Regions from separate parts of the Mus musculus genome. Here region 1 is linked to region 2. A link is a contact called in ENCODE Hi-C data. All regions are on one chromosome and are shown on one strand. The core of a region is the stretch at or near the end of the contact, and the rest is flanking DNA. Distances in the headings are between cores, read along the strand shown. Region 1 overlaps Tns3 (tensin 3). Region 2 holds the start of Ankrd36 (ankyrin repeat domain 36).

What was found. Hi-C counts contacts between places; a loop is a spot of excess contacts on that map.
Region 1: a map of T-helper 17 cell shows a loop between it and region 2 (11-fold over the local background). The contact joins the enhancer-like site here to the promoter of Ankrd36 in region 2. A Hi-C loop is called at or near these places in 2 of 37 maps with a recorded cell type or tissue (T-helper 1 cell and T-helper 17 cell).

The regions. Positions count from the first base shown.
Region 1 is chr11:8,577,642-8,581,727 of GRCm38, reverse strand. It overlaps Tns3 (tensin 3), which reads left to right. Exons shown (of 31, transcript NM_001083587.1): 4 at 2,607-2,645. Among named protein-coding and RNA genes, the nearest start is that of Tns3, 85 kb to the left of the region's middle. Within about 2 kb of position 1,692, at least 1 of the 3 ENCODE cell types and tissues checked has a DNase peak (open chromatin) inside an H3K27ac peak, as active enhancers do.
Region 2 is chr11:5,567,193-5,571,228 of GRCm38, reverse strand. Ankrd36 (ankyrin repeat domain 36) reads right to left here and starts at 1,545. Exons shown (of 27, transcript NM_023816.3): 1 at 1,100-1,545; 2 at 58-172. The coding sequence starts at 1,302. Gm39573 (a long non-coding RNA gene) reads left to right here and starts at 2,111. Exons shown (of 3, transcript XR_872233.1): 1 at 2,111-2,370; 2 at 2,500-2,905.

The sequences.
Region 1 (4,086 bases), core at 443-2,942, 3.0 Mb before region 2:
CCCCAGAGCTTTGTGGGCTCCAGAGAGTAGAAAGAAGTGTGGAGAAACTGTCCTGCTTTCTAGACAGGTTGAATGGCAGTTGGAACCTATGAGCCCACAAAGATAGCCACTGAGCCCAATCACAGGACTGCTGGCCGTCCATGTTTCTTAATGCCAGGTTAACTGGCATGAACCAAGAATGGGAGCATCCTGAGAGAGGCAATGCGGTTCTGTCTGTGGTCAGTTACTGCTCTTGCTTTACACAAGGAGAAGTAAACTACAAATGCCGATTATAGCCAGGTTTCTCTCGTCCTGATATCTGGTTGTAGCTAAATTGGAAGGACATATCGTGATGTGTTTTGTTGATTGTAGATGGTCTGCCTAGGACTTGAGTAACCTGATCACAGAGCTTATGTCTCATTTCTAGTCCCTGGAGCTGCACACTGCACAGCACCTGTTTATAGGGGGATGTGCGATGTAGAAGACCCCCTGCCGTGTGTGTGTGTGTGTGTGTGTGTGTGTGTGTGTGTGTGAGTGTGTGTGTGATGTTTAAACAAGGTCTCCCTATGTATCCTTCTCTGGTCTGAACTCTTTGTAGACCAGGCTGGCTTCAAACTGACAGATTCTTCCTCTATTTCCCAAATTCTTGCGTTAAAGATGTGTGCCCATGCCAAACCCTTATCCATCATTTTTAAACTCGAGTTTCTGGCATGGTATAGGAATTCCTCCCACATATGCTTCTGGTCAGTTACTTGAAAATATTGGTAAACTATATTTAGGACAGTTTTCAGTTTATAGAAAATTAAGCATGCGTTTGGTATATTTAAAATCTGTCTAATGCATAGTACCTGGTGAGTCAACATCAATACATTGTTAACCAAAGTCCACAAGCCTATAATTTACACACGGGGTTCATTGGGGTGTTGGTCCATCTGTGGGTCTGGACTGTTGTTAGTGACATGTGCCCATCGTTACAGTGGCGGTGAGAATAGTTCAACTGCTCTCAACATTGTCTGTTTTTCCTCTTCCTCTTCTCTTCCTGCAGCCCCTGATAACCACACACATTTTATTCTTTCTCTAACTTTCCATTCTCTAAAATGTCATAGTCGGAATCATGCAGAGGGTAGCATCTTCGAGTTGGTTGCTTCAGCTTAGCGATCCACATTTAATGTGCCTCTTTGGCTCTTCATGTCCTGTTAGGCCTTTTCTGCTTACCAATGGGTAAGTAGTATTCTGTGTTGTGGAATACAGGTGACATCTTAAAGGCAGAGACTGATTGCGCATAAATTACTAACTGGTACTAGGATGCCTGTGTGCCCCAGTGGAGGCTTGCTGGAGTGGATTGAACCATAATTCTTTATTAACCATGAGTTCCCCTTGTTCAGCGCCATCACCGACTCCCATCACTGGCCCACATGGTTCTAGTACCAGTTCCCTGAGTGTCCAAAGCCATGGGTTAGTTTTCACTCTGTGTTTATTTGTTGGCTTCTTCCCCCATCCACCCATCAAAATCTAATATGTACAGGAGACACTGAGAGTGTATGAATTCAAAATATGTGTTTCTGCTGCCAGTCATTGTATGAGCACAGAGGAGATGAAGAGCTGGTTAGAGGGAAGCGTGAGTGCAAAGCAGAGGACCCCTCTCTCTGCCAAGAATATGAGTCAGCGTCCTGGTGGAATAATGGCGTGTCCCAGACAGATGAGTGGCCATGTGTCACATAGCTCTTGAGAAACTTACTAAGGAAGATAAGCACTATAAATAGTGTCCACATCAGAGACCAAGGTCATACTGCTACCTACTGCTCCCAAATGGAAACTACCGTGACTGGACAGCCTTCCTTTCCATAGTTCCAGAAAACTCTTTAAGAAGGGGAGTTACCCAGGGGGTCTAACGTGGGTGAGCCAGGAGAAAGCTGGGGAGTAAGACATGTCACATGAGCAAGGTCCTCAGCAGCCTCCTGGACAAACAAGAAGCACGTCCACGTTTTGACTCCCACGGGGACTTTAGCTCAGGACACAGCAGTCTCTGCTTGAGCACACTTCATCTCCCAGCTGCCCTGAAAGCAGGGTGTTGTTCTTAGAGGTTTTACTGCTTTTCCCTGGAAGCTTAGCGAGCTGACTCTGGGAGAGTCCAAGGGAAGCCCTTTCCACTATCTCAGGAGGAGATATGCGTAGACTATGTTTTCAGTTTCACATGCATAGGAAGTTCTAGAGAAAGGAACCCACATTGTAGAGAAAAGAAAAATCCATAAATGTGAAAGTTTACACTCACCAGTTCCAGCTTGAAACCACCCTGCAGAGACCTCCACCTTCTCTGGCCCCAGCGTCTCATGTTGCCCAATGAGGAAGGACTTAGCTGGAGGTACACTAACTGGTTGCTTGACATTCAAGGTGAACTTCTATTTTTATGAATGATGTGTAGATTTAAAAAAAAAGTTTTGGATGGGTGTGTTATTACTTCTTTTCTAAGATTCTCGGAAAGAACTAGAACTTCCTCAGAGTTAGGAGAATGTGGATCGTGTTGACTACAGGTGCTGTGACACAGTGCCAGCCTCTGGGGACCGCTTTGTGGCTCCTGTACCTGCTACCTGAGAAGCCCTTGTTCATGTTTCTTTTCTTTCTTTAAGGTGGTGACTCCCTGCTCTGTGCAAGTCCACCTGGACCAGGTAAGACTTTCACATTCCTTTGGGGCTCTGGTATGAGCAGCCAGGGTGGTCTCTGTACAGGCTCTGCCTTCCTTGGGGATTTTTCTCACTTAGAGGGTAGAAAGGCACTCTCCTTTGTTTTTGTTAAGATAGAAAATCCACCCACCTAAGAGGTGGTCCCAGTACTCAGAAGGCAGAGGTAGGCAGTGTTCAAGGCCAACATGGTGTACAAAGTGAGTTCCAGGACAGCCAGGGCTATGCAGAGGAATCTTGTCTCTCAAACGAAACAAAAAAGGAAGCAAATGCCCATGTTCTTTTGCAGTGGCAACCTGTAGGATCAGTAGCATTTACCTTTGGGGCTTGGACCCCCGGCTTAAGGTGCTGAGCCCAGTCAGTAGCAGTGCCAGAGGCACAGTGTGGCATTCACCTCTAACATATGCCATGCTTTTATCTCACTGAGAGTAAACATAGCAACCCTTTCTCTGTGACGTGTCATTGGGTGAGTGTAAAGTTTCCCTTTGCTCCTTACTGGGTTCTGCTTTGAATGTCAAGACCACCTGCTCTTTGTTTCTAGTGACTTCTTAACTTGCAGCAGGCCTGTGAACTAGGAGGTAGGAGACAGGCAGCCTTGTTACCACCAGTCAGGAGTGGCTCTGAGGAGGCCCCTGTGATGCCACCCAGGGTTGCTTGGGGAGTATACACTCTCCCAGCCTCACTTGTGAGGGAAAACAGTGAGCCCGACACTTCCAGCAAGGTGCCTTTCATGTGTGTTGCTTGACGTTTGCAAAGTGGATGGGGTCATGGCGCCACTCTGCTTTCCCGTATGTAGCACCCGATGGCTCAGTTAGGGTCTTTGCTTGTTTTCCTACTGTTATGTCTTTGTGGATGGAGCCCAGAGGTCTGTAGACAGGAGGCTGGTCCTGGCTTGTCTTGTAGGGTGGTAAAGCAATCTCTGAGGCCTCAGCTGAGAGGTGGCACACCAGCCTTGTTCTCTTGAAGAAGCCAAGCTTAGATCCTGGTCTCCATGATGAGCCTCAGTCTCCTTCTGTTTTCAGTGAGGATGGTGGTGCTCCGTGACCTAGCTGGCAGCCAAATGAAAGAAATGCAACATGCATTCCTTGATAGAAGCACATTCTGAGAGTTACCCTGCTAGGTGGTGTTTACACAAACTGCTATGGAGTAGCCAACCATAATGGCATAGATGATGCTTAATTTAAAAAAAAAGGTTTTAAGCTTCTTTGGTTAGCAACTAACACACAAACACACACATTAGCTGAGGCTACCTGGGTCAGGACATCATTGCCATGATCTTCTGCCTCAGCCTGTTGTCCCCATAGAAAGCCTTTTAAGGCAGGCAGGAACTCTCACCTCCTGTGGCAGCCAGAGCCCCTGAAAACCTGCCCAAGGCTGTTTTACAGTTAAGTTCAAAAAATGAGTAAGGGGCCTGGAGAGATGGCTCAGT
Region 2 (4,036 bases), core at 296-2,795:
CACACCTCAGAATCCGGGGGTTGTGCTAGTTCATCTTCTGCCCCGCTTGTTGGTTACCTTGATCAGAGCTGTGCTTTCCTCTCGGTCTCGGGCTTCGATGTTGCAGTCATACCACAGCAAGAGGCTCACCATTTCTGACTGGCCGTGAGCACAGGCGTAGTGAAGAGCAGTCCTGGGAGAGAGAGTGCGCCTGAGGGCTACTGTGCAATGTGAGGAGGCAGCTCACACTTTTCGGAAGCAGAATAGCCGGTTTTGACATTCTTTTTTCTATTTAGCAGTGCTAAGAAAGAGCAGTTAAACATGGAGGACCCCGAAGGAGAGGGCATTGCAAGAGACACGGGAAAATTTGCAAAGGAAGATTGGGAACGTGTTGTTGACTGCGGTCGTCCTGAACTAGGGACCACATTGGCAAGCTCCAAGGCTTTGATGGTCTCTTAAGATGTGAAGGCCACCAGTGGACCATCTGCTTCTGCATCAAGGAAGCAACCGAAGCTAATGGAGCACCTGTGGGAACTTTGGAGCTTCACGTACTATGTAATGAAGATGGATGCTAATCAAACTAGCCCACTTCAGGGCCAGGCGAACTAATGGATGAATCAGCATTGGTTAATAAAGATGGCTACCCTGAATAACTGGACGTGAAGCCCTGCTGACACTCCAGCCTCCGTGTAAGGTCCCTCAATAAATAACTTATAGTCCTCCGTTACCGTGAAATAAAAAGAATATGGAATTTTATTGAATGAACTTCCTTAGGACCCATCGCATTATTAACTTTTTCCATGTGCAGGAGAAATCACATTTAAATTGTCAAGAGTCTTCTAAAAACAGAATTATATGGGGTTTGGAAACCGACTAAACTAAATGAGTTTAGTTTTTTATTTGCTTCTCATGAAGAGTGTCTGGGCTCTGGACCCATCCAGGGTTTCAGATGCTGAGGCACCTGTGGTAGGAAGAAAGGCTAGCACCTCCTGTTAAAGCAGGCCTTAGCCTCCCTTCTCCACTCCCGAGGCCAAGATCAGTTTCCTCTCCTTAGGCCCTGCTGCCACTCATTTACCCCTGTTCTGGGCCACCTCCCAGCTCCCACCCCGCACCCTCTAACCTTTTCTTCCGGTCTGTAACGTTCACGTCAATATCCCCAAATTCGAGCATCTTCTGCACTTGGGGTATGTCCCCCACGCTTGCAGCTTTGTGGATCCTTTTCACAGGCATGTACCCAGTGAGGTACCTGGGAGGTTCTTGGTTCTCAGCATGCCTAAAGCTCAGAAAGCCCCAAGGCGAGTGACCCTTGAAGATCTTCTTCATGGCTCAGACTGTGGCCCTTCACCCTATCTCTACCCCTCCAAAACTCAGTGTTTATAACGCCTTCCTCCCTCCCAGTAACAACCTCGGTGCTCACAGCAAACCAGTTCTTTCAAGTCCCAGTCTTAGCCACCGCCAGCCAGTCCCAAAAGAGAGCCAACCAAGTCTCAGAATCTCGCCAGGATGCGCCCACAAAAGAGCCCCAAGGTTTAGCATCCCTCCACCTCTTAGGCAGTTGGCAGGACTGTCGTTGCCCAGCAACACCGTGTGCACGTGCTCCAGAGACCCACCCCCCACTCCCCAGGCAACCAATCAAAGCACGTAGCCAACAGTGCTCAGCACGCATGTGAGGCTCAAGAGCAACTGTGCCTTCAAGCATCAAACGTGTGCACCACTAGGCAGATGGTCCCGATGCTTAAGGCCTACTCAGTCTTGAAACATAACTCCCTTTAGATAGATCTACAGGCCTCTAAAGTCTAGTCTCCAAGAAAACCTTCCTCAGAATTCGAACTTGAGGCCAGCATCATCTTGCATGCCCAGCCAGACTGGGTGACCGTAGTAGGACCCTTTCCTAACAAGCAAGCAAGCAAACGAAGAAATCTCAGAATCTCCATATGTTTACACACACCCCTACCCCCGCTCCCAGAGACTAGCAATTGCAATAATAGAATGCTGCATTAGTGGTTTCGTAGACGGTGACAGTATTTGTGGTGGTGTGCGTGCTGGTGTGGAGGGAGCTGCACACTGTCCAGATAAAATGAGATCATGCGTCTGCTGCCTCTCGCCCACTTATTTGCTCCTCAGCATGGTCTCTGCTCGATGTTTTTTCCTCTTTAAATCTTCAGGGTTTATTTGGATCACTGTGTAATATTTCAAACTTTACCTTTTGATTGACTGTTGTCTCAGAAATCTCTTTCCATTTATGTTAGAATGACACTTTAGGCAGCTGGATCCTGTGTCATAGCCTTGCCCCATTGTCCTGGTCCTCCCTCTCCCTCTCCCCCTCCTCCTGGTTCTACATTTCTCCCATCTTTCTGGCCACCACACACCAACTCCTCATGTATACTACTGGTGAGTAGCAGTTTCCAGCCAGGATTTGACTGAATCTCTAATTCTCTGCCCTAGTTTTTGGCTAATATCTTCTCCACATTCTGTATTCTTTACTGTGTATTTGCCTTCCACTTGCAATCTCCCCTCCAGATCCCATCGTCTGCCTGGGCCCTGTCTCACACTTCCTAGGTGCCATCGACGACAGAAGCAGGATCCAAATTCACTGCTACCCCTAGCTCCAGACCATGCAGATCATCCATGCTGTTACCCAAAAATCAACGGTGCCCAGGAGGGTCGAAGTAGAGAATGTAACACCCACCCCGCTCTGCATCTGCCCTGCTTCACAAAGAAAGACCCAAGAGATGAGCAGTGGTGAAGTAGCCTGCATTAACACTGTGAAGGAGCCTCAGAGGAAGAGATCCAGACCTGACCACTAGCCCCACCATGTGAGGAGCAAGTGTACCCCTGTATGAGCAAGCATTCTCAATATGAGCGCCATGGTCAGGTTAAAGAGGACAACTGCTGCCCCCCTTCCCCCCCGCGATTCATGAGACTGGTGAGGCCTCCCCTGGTTCAAGAATGAGTGTGGACAGTGTGTACAGGAGATAAAACCCACAGCTTCCTCTTCCTGATGTCAGCAGCTGAGATGGCTCCCCAATAGAGACACCCCTACCCAGATTAACTAACCCTTGCTCAGCTACAGATAATAAATATGTCGAGGGTCTAAGACACCATTACATTGCTGTGAAGAGACACCGTGACCAAGGAAACTCTTTTTTAAAAAGCATTTAATTGGGGACTTGCTTACAGTGTTAGAGGGTGAGTCCATGAGTATCAGCGGTAGGACACAGGCAGGCATGGTGGTAGCTGAGAGCTTTGCGTCCTGATCCACAGACAGCAGGCAGAGAGGAGAGTGAGAGAAGACTGGACTTGGTGTGGACTTTTGAAACTTTAAAGCTCACCCCTAGTGACACGCCTCCTCCAACAAGGCCACGCCTCTCATTCCTTCTCAAACAGGTCCACTCCCTGCTGAGTAAGCATTTAATTTATGGGGCTATGGGAGCCATTCTCATTCAAACCACCACACTGAGTTTCCATCTTGCTAGTGCATCTCTCTCAGAGACCGCAGACCACCCAGTCCCAGCTTTTCTGTGTTGTGTCATCTCTTCAGTCTCTGTCACTCCATTCAGGTCAATCCCAAAACCACGCAGGCCAAGAAGCCTTCAGTGTCGCACCTCCAGAGCATTGTCTGCCTTCAGACTGAGGAAAGCTATGATAGTCCTCTCACCTTACATCACACAGTTTACAGTTGCTGGGACTGTGTGAAATGCTGTCAATTTCACTTCTTCCATAATGAATGAAGCTCGGCAAACACTGGGGCAAGGTTGGTAGGCAGAAAAGGGAGATCACTTAGAACAAGAGAGGGCAATGGACATGACCTGGGTCCCGAAGGATGATTTTTTGGGAAAAGGACAGGCCAATCAGGTGATATAATATTATATATACCAACGCCCATAATAAAACCTCACACTCTGAACAGTACCTATGCAAAACTGATAACACTCTCCAAACAAGGAGCACAGGCTCCTAGCCCCAGCATTCCTCTGCCCGGCACCAAGCCCAGTCCCTTGACAGCCAAGGTGGATGTCAAAGCCAGGAACAAAGGGACAGTGGACAGCATGGCAGG